Regions from separate parts of the Homo sapiens genome. Here region 1 is linked to region 2. A link is an interaction called in ENCODE POLR2A ChIA-PET data of the cell type or tissue named here. Cell type or tissue: OCI-LY7. All regions are shown on one strand. Each heading gives the region's core, and the rest is flanking DNA. Links, peaks and the distances in the headings are about the cores only.

The links. Peaks named below come from ENCODE experiments on the same cell type or tissue, not always from the same donor. Only the 100,000 strongest peaks of a DNase experiment are listed, where the experiment ranks them.
Region 1: POLR2A ChIA-PET joins it to region 2 with 15 read pairs; 2 of 35 experiments call an interaction of 5 or more read pairs at or near these places.

What each region holds. Positions count from the first base shown.
Region 1 is chr22:22,819,660-22,825,038 of GRCh38, reverse strand. MIR650 (microRNA 650) reads right to left here and starts at 2,263; the gene lies at 2,168-2,263. It overlaps LOC105372948 (a long non-coding RNA gene), which reads left to right. Exons shown (of 4, transcript XR_938047.2): 4 at 3,403-4,058. It also overlaps IGL, IGLV3-9 and IGLV2-8. In OCI-LY7, for the core only: no CTCF peak of the experiment used is centred there; DNase peaks (open chromatin) are centred at 1,708, 2,368 and 4,148; H3K4me3 peaks cover 2,946 bases; H3K27ac peaks cover 4,598 bases.
Region 2 is chr22:22,359,863-22,365,241 of GRCh38, reverse strand. It overlaps IGL. Among named protein-coding and RNA genes, the nearest start is that of VPREB1, 120 kb to the right of the region's middle. In OCI-LY7, for the core only: no CTCF peak of the experiment used is centred there; a DNase peak (open chromatin) is centred at 2,101.

The DNA of each region.
Region 1 (5,379 bases), core at 92-5,091, 460 kb before region 2:
TTTGTAGATAACCCCTCTAGAGGAGAATCTGAGGACAGTGAGTGAAAATTACAAGCACACATCCTTTTGACTCAGCAATTTGACTTCTAGAAATTTATTCTATGGTCATGTCTACATATAAAATCAAAGGAGTCTACATAAGGATGTTCGCTGCAGTGTTATTTATAAGATCAAAATAGTGATAATAACCATTAAAAGTGAGTTGGCTAAAATTCTACCATAGAATACTCTACAACCTTTGAATGAATGGGGCAGTGCTCTATGCCTAGGATGTCTCAGCAAAGAATAAAAAATAGTGCATGCATGGGATGGTCTTTTACATGGAGGACAAGGACAGGGGCCTTCACTCCACTCTCTCCTTTATCCTTGAGATGATCTACATCTGCCAAAGAGGTTAGGAACTGCGGAAGTCTCCCAGCCAGAGGGAGGCTTCCACAGCCAGAGGGAGGCTTCCACAGCCAGAGGGAGGCTTCCACAGTTCCTAACCTCTTTGGCAGATGTAGCCTGAATGCAGCCTGGCCTGACAGCTTGGCTGCAACCTCGTGATTAACCAGGAGCGAGAATGACCAAACTAAGCTACTCCCAATTCTAGGTGCATCCAAGTCACAAGGTCACAGACATGTGTTCTCTTAGTGTGCTAAGTTTTGTGAGTGTTTTTTTATGCATCAATAGACAATACACTTTGGTTTTTGAAATAAATTTTAGTGTTTATATTTCAGGTACACAACATGATGTTATATAGTAGTTACTTTGTAAATATATATAGTAAACTAGTTACTTTGTTTTAAATATAATCTGTATAATCGAAGTTTAAGGAGCCTAAACTATATATGATAATAGCTGTATTTAACAACTGGCTCAGAAAATTTAAATATTGGACCCAGCTAATGTCCGAATGTGTTCTAAATCAATTCTCACCATTAGATTATTAGGGATTCCAGGTACAAAAGTATTGACAGCCATGAAAATTAGAAATGCTCGATGTCCATGAGGAAGGGAGGTGGACTCAGGTTAACTCTTTCCTGTGGAGCCATTTTGGAATCCCCCATCCTATGGGAAGACCGTCCACTTGTGAGGAGTTTCCAGGACAGGGCCTCAGCGATGTGAGGGGAGGAGAATTCTGCGAGAGCACTGAGCCTGTCACTCAAAATCTCCCCAGCTCAGCAACCTGAGGAATTTCGGCAAAGAGCAGGAGCAATAAAAAGAAAAACAGCAGCATCCTCTTTGTTCTTAATCCCTCAAAAACATCTTCAAGTCTTCTTAAAGTGGTCACTTTAAGCTAGGAGGGCCATCTTCATTAGAGCGTGGTGGACACAGAGTGGAACAAGATGCAATTCCTGGAAACTGGAAGCCATCCCCCTGATGGCTTCTGTCCAGATTGATCTGCATAGTGTGACAGATGGGGGATGCATTTAGAATGAGGATGTTCCTGAAAACAGGAGGGACTGCACCAAGCAGTAAACTCCTTGTCCCTACGTCCCTGCATTGAAGAGCTAGGAATAGTTGCACGTTAAGGGACCAGAGCACACAAGCAAAAGGAAGTTGCCACAGTCCTGAACGAGAAATCACGAGCAGGTTTCCTTTTAGACCTCATGGTGGGAAAGGAGAGGAGCTGAGAGAGGAGAATTGTCAAGGCCATCCTGCAGGAAACCCTTATACAGCGTGAGGAAGCATCTGCAGAGCAAGAAGGGGGCCTGAGAGCCCAGGGCAGGTTTTGATCTTACTTCCTCATTGACTTAAAACACTGTGGAAATTGTTGCTGCCTGCATATGAGCTGCAGTAATAATCAGCCTCATCCTCAGCCTGGAGCCCAGAGACGGTCAGGGAGGCCGTGTTGCCAGACTTGGAGCCAGAGAAGCGATCAGGGACCCCTGAGGGCCGCTTACTGACCTCATAAATCATGAGTTTGGGGGCTTTGCCTGGGTGCTGTTGGTACCAGGAGACATAGTTATAACCACCAACGTCACTGCTGGTTCCAGTGCAGGAGATGGTGACTGACTGTCCAGGAGACCCGGACGCGGAGGGAGGCTGAGTCAGGGCAGACTGGGCCCAGGACCCTGGAAAGGGAGAAACACAGTCTAGTGAGTCAGTGCTGGGCCCAGGTGAGCCTGAGGAGCAGGAGACCAAGGATCAGCCCAGAGGTCCCTGTGGCCCCTTCCCTGGAGGCATCACCTGTGCCCTGAGTGAGGAGGGTGAGGAGGAGCAGAGCCCAGGCCATGGTGGTGACGTCCTGAGAGCGCTGCCTCCTGAGACCCCAGCACTGGGCCTGCCCCCAGCCCTGTCTTATCCCCTCTGCCTCAGAGAAGGGCGGGACCTCCATGCAAATCTGCATCCTGAGCTCCTCTTCTCACCCCACCCTCACTTGGGCCTGGGCTTAGAGACTTCTGCTTCCCTTGACAGCGGGGCTCAGCCAAGGAGACTAAAGTCCCTGATTGTCTATTCTGATGACAGGAAGTTGATTTCTTTGCACGTGATTTGCTCAGGAGAGAAAAATCTGCTGAAGCCCCTCACCTGAGTGAGCTCTTGGCCCTCAGTGTCTCTGCTGTGTGGTGCCTGTGTCTCTGTGACCCTCCAGGCCTGGGCACACCTCGAAGTAACCTCTTTCTGGCACTCATTGCCAGGTTCTCTCTATTCTCAGGAAATGGGGCTGCCCAACCCCACTGGAAGCCTCTGCTGGGTGGCGTTGGTCCCTGGTCTGCCCAGCGGCAGCCTCGTCCCATCCCCACTCCCATGCTTTGTCCTGAAGCATCTGCACCATCAAATCCCTGGAGCACATCAGCCACCCCAGGCAGTGCACCCACATCCACACGGGCACATGTGGGTGGGACCCTGTGAAGGGAACAAGGAGCACCAACCAGGGCCACAGTCCTGAGCCTGAGTCCGCTGCTCCCAATCCTGCCCCTCCCACTCATGAGCAGGTGACTTGTCCTTCCCAGCCTCTGGTTCTCAGCCTGATAAATGGAGACCACAGAGTCCGTTCTGCATACAGGTGATCCATGGGGATATGAGCCAGCAGGGAAAAGGGAAAGTTTGCTAACAGGCCTTTCTATGTGCACCAGAGTGATGTTATCTTGAAAGGTTTATTGAAAGATTTACTTCCATTTTACTGTGATTTATGTGTCAGGTCACAGAGATGCACGTTTCCGGCTTTCTTACTTTCCCCCATCTGAGCACATCCTCAGGACAACCTAAAGCTGACCTCTCTCAACCCTTCGACACTGAAGACACACAGACATTCAATAAAGACATTTTTAGTTTTTCCTCCAAATGCGTTTAATCTTTCTTCATCTTTCCCCATTGCCTATGATGCAACTCTTTTAATGTTCCATATTAAAATAACTATTAAGGGATTCAGGTTCTATTTAAATATTGTAACATACACTATCCTGTCTTCCCATCTAGATTGAGCTATAAAACCATGACAAGTGCATGGAGCAGCTATTTGAGCACCAGGAAAGGAAATGGTACGCAGCAGTTTGGGATGGCCCCAGCAGATGAAATACAACAGAGTCAGTGTGAGACTGCTGGATTTCCTCACTGTCCCCTGGCTGGGACTCCAGACAGCCCCAAACCTGAAGGGGCACAAACCTGAAAACAAAAAGAAGTCCAGAAAGCCCTCTTGTTCAGGATCGAACTTGGGAAAGAAAACTTATTTGGCTCAAAGTGAAGGCTCAGTCCCCTGCACAAGCAGGTGGTTCACACCTGTGTTCTCATCTCTCTTATACCAGCGCCTCTCCCTGGGTTCACACTGATGTCCTATGGATGGAGACGGGGCTTCCTGCACCAGGTCACTCCACAGCCCCTGTAACCTGAAGCCCTGCAGACCAGCCTTGTTCAATCACAATGTGATGTGAGCCTCATGGGAATCCCACTGTCTAGTCATCATGTTATAAATACAAAGAGAAGAAGTCAATGAGTTTAAATAATGTATTTTATTTACCTAGCATATCAAAAAGAGTATCATTTTCATATATAATCTAAGTACAATTATTTATGATATATATCATATACTTTGCATGGCTATTGTTATTATTTTTTGAAGAATCTTTATGTGGAGATTGTGTGGCTGATGGAGATGTGAATGGGTTTCCTGTTGACAAGGGTGGGTTGTGGTGGCTTTTTAAGTGTCAACTTTGATAGGCTGGAGGAGGGGTGGAAAGAATGATTTTTTACACAGGATGTGGAGGGTGGAGGTAGGCAGTGTCCATACTTAAGCTCACCCTGTGGGTGCATCTGTGGTCCCTGCATGGGGTAAGGCTGCTCCTCCTGCCCCAGGTTTCCCTGCAGGGAGATCTGACTCCAACTCTCCCTTAGACCCCAGAGCACCTGGCGAGTCAGGCTCCCTTCTCATTCCATGCAAATGCAAGAAACACTCAGATCTCATTGGGCGTGTGGATACTCACAGTGCTAATTTAGGAATAAACAGGTGCTTTCCAGCATACAGTGGCCTCCTGAAGTCCCACATGGCCCATGTTGGGGATGGCTGGTGATCTTAATTGGGTTCCCTGGAAGCAGACTCTGAGATGAGGAATTGCATGCACAGAGGATGTGAAAGGAGGTGAGGGAGGCAACCCTGGGCAGGAGACCCTGACCCTCATTGAGGTCTCAAGTCTTTCCTACAGAGAGCTGTGGAGCTGGGAGGATTTTCAGGTCTTCCTATATTGAGGCAGAGTCGAGAACTCGGCCTCAGGCAGTCATGAAATCTAACCTCACTGAGAAAGGGCATAGACCTGGAGGAGTCTGTTTTCTGCACCGAACAGCACTTTACAGTGAGGACACAGCTCTGACCTGCCAGAAGCTCCCAGTAGTGCTTAGTGGGTAAGCTCAGAACAGGGGATCTGGGCAGATCCCACAGTGTCTACTCCATTGGTGTTTCTCTAAAGAATGACAGGCTACCACAGGAGCCTGAGCTGGGCAGTTCTGGGGACTGATCTAGGACATTTGGGGCAAGGACTGGCCTGTCACCACCTATGGAAATCCAGAGACAACTGTGGATGTCTACCTCAGTCTGATCTTCCATGCAGGCCCTATTTTCCCAAGTCACAGCTGAGTCACCAAAACACCAGTCCATCCTGATCACATCACCCTAAATGAACTACTGATGCACTTTCTGCAGACCCCGCCTGAAGGACTGGAGGGAGGGACAGGCTGGGGGCAGAGATTAAAGAGAATTTAACCAGATCTGCGTAAGGCTTTGTTCATAGTCCTCCTTGAATTAGAGAAAGAGGGTGACATAGATGGCGAAAGGGTTTGTGTCTCACTTCTTCATCTGCCTGTGTTACTGTGTGCAGTGCTGCTGTCCCACACCTGACAGTAATAGTCAGCCTCATCCCCGGCTTGGGCTCTGCTGATGGTCAGGGTGGCCGTGTTCCCCGAGTT
Region 2 (5,379 bases), core at 148-5,147:
CTTTCTTTCTTTCTTTCTTTCTTTTCCTTCCTCCTTTCTTTCTGTCTTTCTTTCTTTCCTTTCTTCTTTCATCTCTCTCTCTCTCTTTTTGTAGAGACAGGGCCTTGCTTTGTTGCCCAGGCTGTTCTTGAACTCTTGACCACAAGCAGTCCTCCCACCTCAGCCTCTCAAAGTGTTAGGATTATATGCATGAGTCACCATGCCCAGCCATGAGATAATTTTACATGGTGATTTTTGTATTCAGAAATATTACCGAATACATTTAATCATTCTGACAAAGTTTTCTTTTGTGGGACTTTTAAGGGTATTCTACATATGACATTAAATCAAATGAAAACAGAGATAATTTTACTTTTTATTTCTAATTTTTATTCTGTTTATTTCTTTCTCTTGCCTAATTACTCTGGCTAGGTCTTCCAATACTGTCTTAATAGAAGTGGTGAAAATGTGCATTGTTGCTTTGATCCTGATAGATATTACAAAAACATATCTTTGGTCTTTCAGATTGCATGCGATGTTAGTTGTAGGATTTTCATAGATGGCCTTTACTATGTTGAGGAAGTTTCCTTCTATTCATAGTTTGTTGAGTGTTTTTATCATGAAAGGGTGTGGAATTTTGTGAAATGATCTTCTGTAACCAGGGCCTTACTGCATTATATCTGGAAAAGCCACTCTGCTTCACACCCACCCCTACCCCCTCCACTATATGCCTTGTGTTAGAAAGGAATAAATACCTTGTGTCTTCCAGGGGAAAAGGGTCAGTCCATCAGAAACATAGCAGTTGTCACCTGTGTAAGGGGATGGTGGAGCAGGATAGGCCCTCATAGGTACAACAGTGGACTCTGCTCCAAGCCATAGTAGCTGTTACATATACATAGATTTTGACTGAGATGGAGCAACCCCTGCCTCCCTGGACTCAGACATGGGCAAAGAGTCCAGGGAAAACAGAGGCATGGACCAGAATCAAAAGCAATAAGGTGAGGGGACTAGGCTCAGGCTCCTGTGAGTAGCTTGGGGTGACTGTTATAGCAAGTGCCCCATTTGTCCAAGAGTTGGTGGCTGTGTTGATGAGTCTCTCGAAGCCAGTTTCTCCCTCACTCTGGCCCTCTGCTGCTGATGGCCCCTCTACCTGTAGATTGATAAGAAATGACTCCTTCCTAACTCTCAAATTTAGGAGACAAGCTAGACTTCTGTGGGTGGCCCCAGAGTATCCATTAATGGGTTTTAGATGAAAGGAAAGGGTGTGCAATGGTTTCTTCATGCAAATCAGCCCCCTCTTCTTGTCTGCCAGTCCCTTCATAGAACCTCAGTCCAGACAGTCACCGGAATACATGTTCTAGGTGGGGTGGAGAAGGCCAGGTTGGCTGAACCTGGTTCCCTGTGAGGACACAGCTGCTGAGCCCAGTGAGCAGTGAGCAGATGATACAGGGTCACAGCAGGATGGCTTCCCAGTTGTTCTTACTTGTAGATGCCTCAAGGACAAGCCTACAGCACCCAGTACTGCCCCAGACCCAGACCTACTGAGCCTTTCAGTTATGAGTGTGAGGGCCTTTGTTAAGCTGCATTTGTACTCATTGCTCTGCAGAGAATTCTGGTACCATTACAAATCTATCTGGTTCATGCTGTTATTTTTAGTAAAGTCCTGGGATCTTAGTCTCACTGAAGGAGATTCTCTGATAGACATCAGAGCAGAGAGCACAGTTTGGTGAAGGGGAAGCCACCAGAAATGCAGGCCTGTGGCGAGAGATGCCTCCTTCTTCCCCACTCAAGAGTGTGGCCCCTTTTCAGACTGACAAGTCCTGTCCTGGAAGTTCTGGGCTCTCAGGGTGGGTCTCCCCCTACTCTCAGCCCACGCACCTTCAGCATCAAAAGGACCCTGGAGTTTGCTGTCTCACTGGACAAAGGGAGAGCCATGCTGAGCTCTTCCATTTCTTACTTATTTACCCCTGGCTTAAGCCCCGCTGCGTGGGGACTGAGTAGTCCCCCTGCGTCTGGTTTTGAAAGGCTTATGAGGTCCCTCATCCAGAACTCTGGCTGCAGCAACCCCAGCAGAGGTCCTGAGTCTGCAGACTTGAAGAATAATACAAAGAAGAATTAGGGAAGTGAGTAGGCACTATTGATTGAGGAACTTATACCATGTATTTAGTGCTAACTGACGTGCTTTCTTGAGGGTAGCTGTGTTAGAGAAGCTCTGCCTTTGAGGTTCATCTCATAGAACTGGCATCAGTAAGACGAGGCCAGCCCCAACACTCCCTCTTCCAAGCCTTGAATCCTGTGAGGAGTTGGCAGATAAACGACAGGGCACCCAGATAAGTTGTATTTCAACTGAAAAATATTGTGTGGGAGATACTAACACATACTAATTCTTTGTCATTGTTTTACTGAATTCAAATTTAACTGACCTCCAGTGTTTTTATTTGATAAATTGCAGAATCCTACCTCCAGGCCACAAGCACTCCCCTCTCTAACCAGGGCCTACTGCATGAAAAGCAATCATAAAGCTGTTGTCAGGATTCAGTGAGGTCACACTCTTAGGAATTAAAAACCTGTTGGTCAATAGTAAGGTTGCAGTAGTTCTAAATCTTGATACAACCTATCAAAACCTCCAGGATACAGCAAAGGCAGTGCTAAGGGAAAAGTTTAGCATTAAATACATACATCAAAAAGCCTGAAAGAGCACAAACAGACCTTCTAAGGTCACACCTCATGAAACTGGAGGATCAAGAACAATGCAAACCCAAACTCAGCAGAAGAAAAGAAATAACAAAGATTAGACCAGAACTAAATAAAATTAAAACAAAAAAACTATATAAAAGATAATATGCACATAATCTGAAAAACCTAGAGAAGATTGATAAATATCTGAATATATACAACCCTCCTAGATTAAACCAGGAAGATGTAGAAACTCTGAACAGACCAATAACAAGCAGTGAGATTGAAATAATAATTTTAAAAAGTCAAACCCCGAAAAAAGTCCAGGACCAGACAGATTCACATTTGAATTCTATCAGACATTGAAAGAAGAATTGGCACCAAGTCTATGACAGTAATTGCGATGGTTAATATTGAGTGTCAACTTTATTGGATTGAAGGATACAAAGTATTGATCCTCAGTGTGTCTGTGAGGGTTTTGCCAAAGAGACTAACATTTGAGTAAGTGGGCTGGGATAGGCAGACCCGCCCTTAACCTGGGCGTGCACAATCTAATCAGATGCCAGCATGGCTAGAATATAAGCAGACAGAAAAATGTGAAAGAGAGATTGGCTTAGTCTCCCACCCTACATCATTCTCCAGTGCTGGATCCTTCCTGCCCTTGAACATTGGACTCCAAGCTCTTCAGTTTTGGAACATGGACTGGCTCTCCTTGCTCCTCACCCTGCAGATGGCCTATTGTGTGACTTGTGATTATGTGAGTTAATACTTAATAAACTCATATATATATATATATATATATATATATATATTCCATTAGTTCTTTCCCTCTGGAGAATACTAATACATTAACCCACAGGATGGAGAAAGAGGGAATAAATTATTCTATGAAGCCAGTGTCACCCTAAAACCAAAATGAGGGGAAGGACATAACAAAACAAGAAAACTACAGACCAATATCCCTGATGAACATAGATGCAAAAATCCTAAACTAAATACTTGCTAACCCAATCCAACAGCTATCAAATCATAGTCCACCATGATGAAGTGGGTTTCTTACCAAGGATGCAGGGATGGTTTAACATACAAAGTCAATAAATGTAATATACCACATAAACAGAATTAAGAACAAAAATCACAGATTATCTCAATCGATGCAGAAAAAGTACTTGATAAAATCCATCATCACTTCATGATTAAAACCCTCTGCAAAACTGGCATAGAAGAGACATACCTTATGGTAATGAAAGCCCTCTATTACAAACCCACAGCCAACATTATACTGAACAGAAAAAACTTAAAAGCATTTCTTCCGAGAACCGGAACAAGACAAGAATGCCCACTTTCACCACTTCTGTTCAACATAGTTCTGGAAGTCTTAGCCAGAGCAATCAGACAAGAGAAAGAAATTAAGGGCATCCAAATTGGTAAAGAGGAAGTCAAACTGTCATTGTTTGCTTATAATAAGATCGTATACCTAGAAAACTTTAAAGACTCATTCAAAAAGCTCCGAGAACTGGTGAATGAATTCAGCAAAGTTTCGGGATACAAAATTAAGGCACACAAATACAACAACAGGGACCAAGCTGAATATCAAATCAAGAACTCAACCCCTTTAACAAATAGCTGCAAAAAAAAAAATACTTAGGAATATACCTAACCAAGGAGATTAAAGAACTCTACAAAGAAAACTACAAAACACTGCTGAAAGAAATCATAGATGACACAAACAAATAAAAACACATCCCATGCTCATGAATGGGTAGAATCAATATTGTGAAAATGATCATACTACCAAAAGCAATCTACAAATTCAATGCAATTCCCATCAAAATACCAACATCATTTATCACAGAACTAGAAAAAACAATCCTAAAATTCATATGGAACCAAAAAAGAGCCTGCATAGCCAAAGCAAGACTAAGAAAAAACAAACAAACAACAACAACAACAAAAAGCATATCCAGAGGCATCAGGTTACCTAACTTCAAACTATACTCTAGGACACCCTGTTCAAGAAATGGTGCTGGGATAATTGGCAAGCCAAATGTGAAAGAAATAAACCTGGATCCTCATCTCTCAGCTTATACAAAAATCAACTCAAGATGAATCAAAGACTTAAACCTAAGGCCTGAAACAATAAAAATTCTAGAAGATAACATCAGAAAAACCCTTCTAGACATTGGTTTAGGCAAAGACTTCATGACCAAGAACCCAAAAGCAAATGCAACAAGAACAAAGATAAATAGATGGGACCTAATTAAACTAAAAAGCTTCTTCACAGCAAAAGAAATAATCAGCAGAGTTAACAGACAGCCCACCGAGTGGAAGAAAATCTTCACAATCTACATATCCACCTAATGACTAAGGGCTAGCATCTACAAAGAATTCAAACAAATTATCAAGAAAAAAACTAAACAATCTCATCAAAAAGTAGGCTAAAGGCATAAATAAAAATTCTCAAAAGAAGATATATGAATGGCCAACAGACATAAAGAAAAATGAACAGCATCACTAATGATCAGGGAAATACCAATCAAAACTACAATACAATACCACCTTAATACCGCAAGAATGGCCAATAATAGATGTTGGCATGGATGTGGTGAAAACAAAACACTTTTACACTGGTGGTGGGAAGGTAAACTAGTACAACCACTATGGAAAACAGATTCCTTAAGGAACTAAAAATAGATGTACCCTTTGATCCAGCAAAGTCCCAAA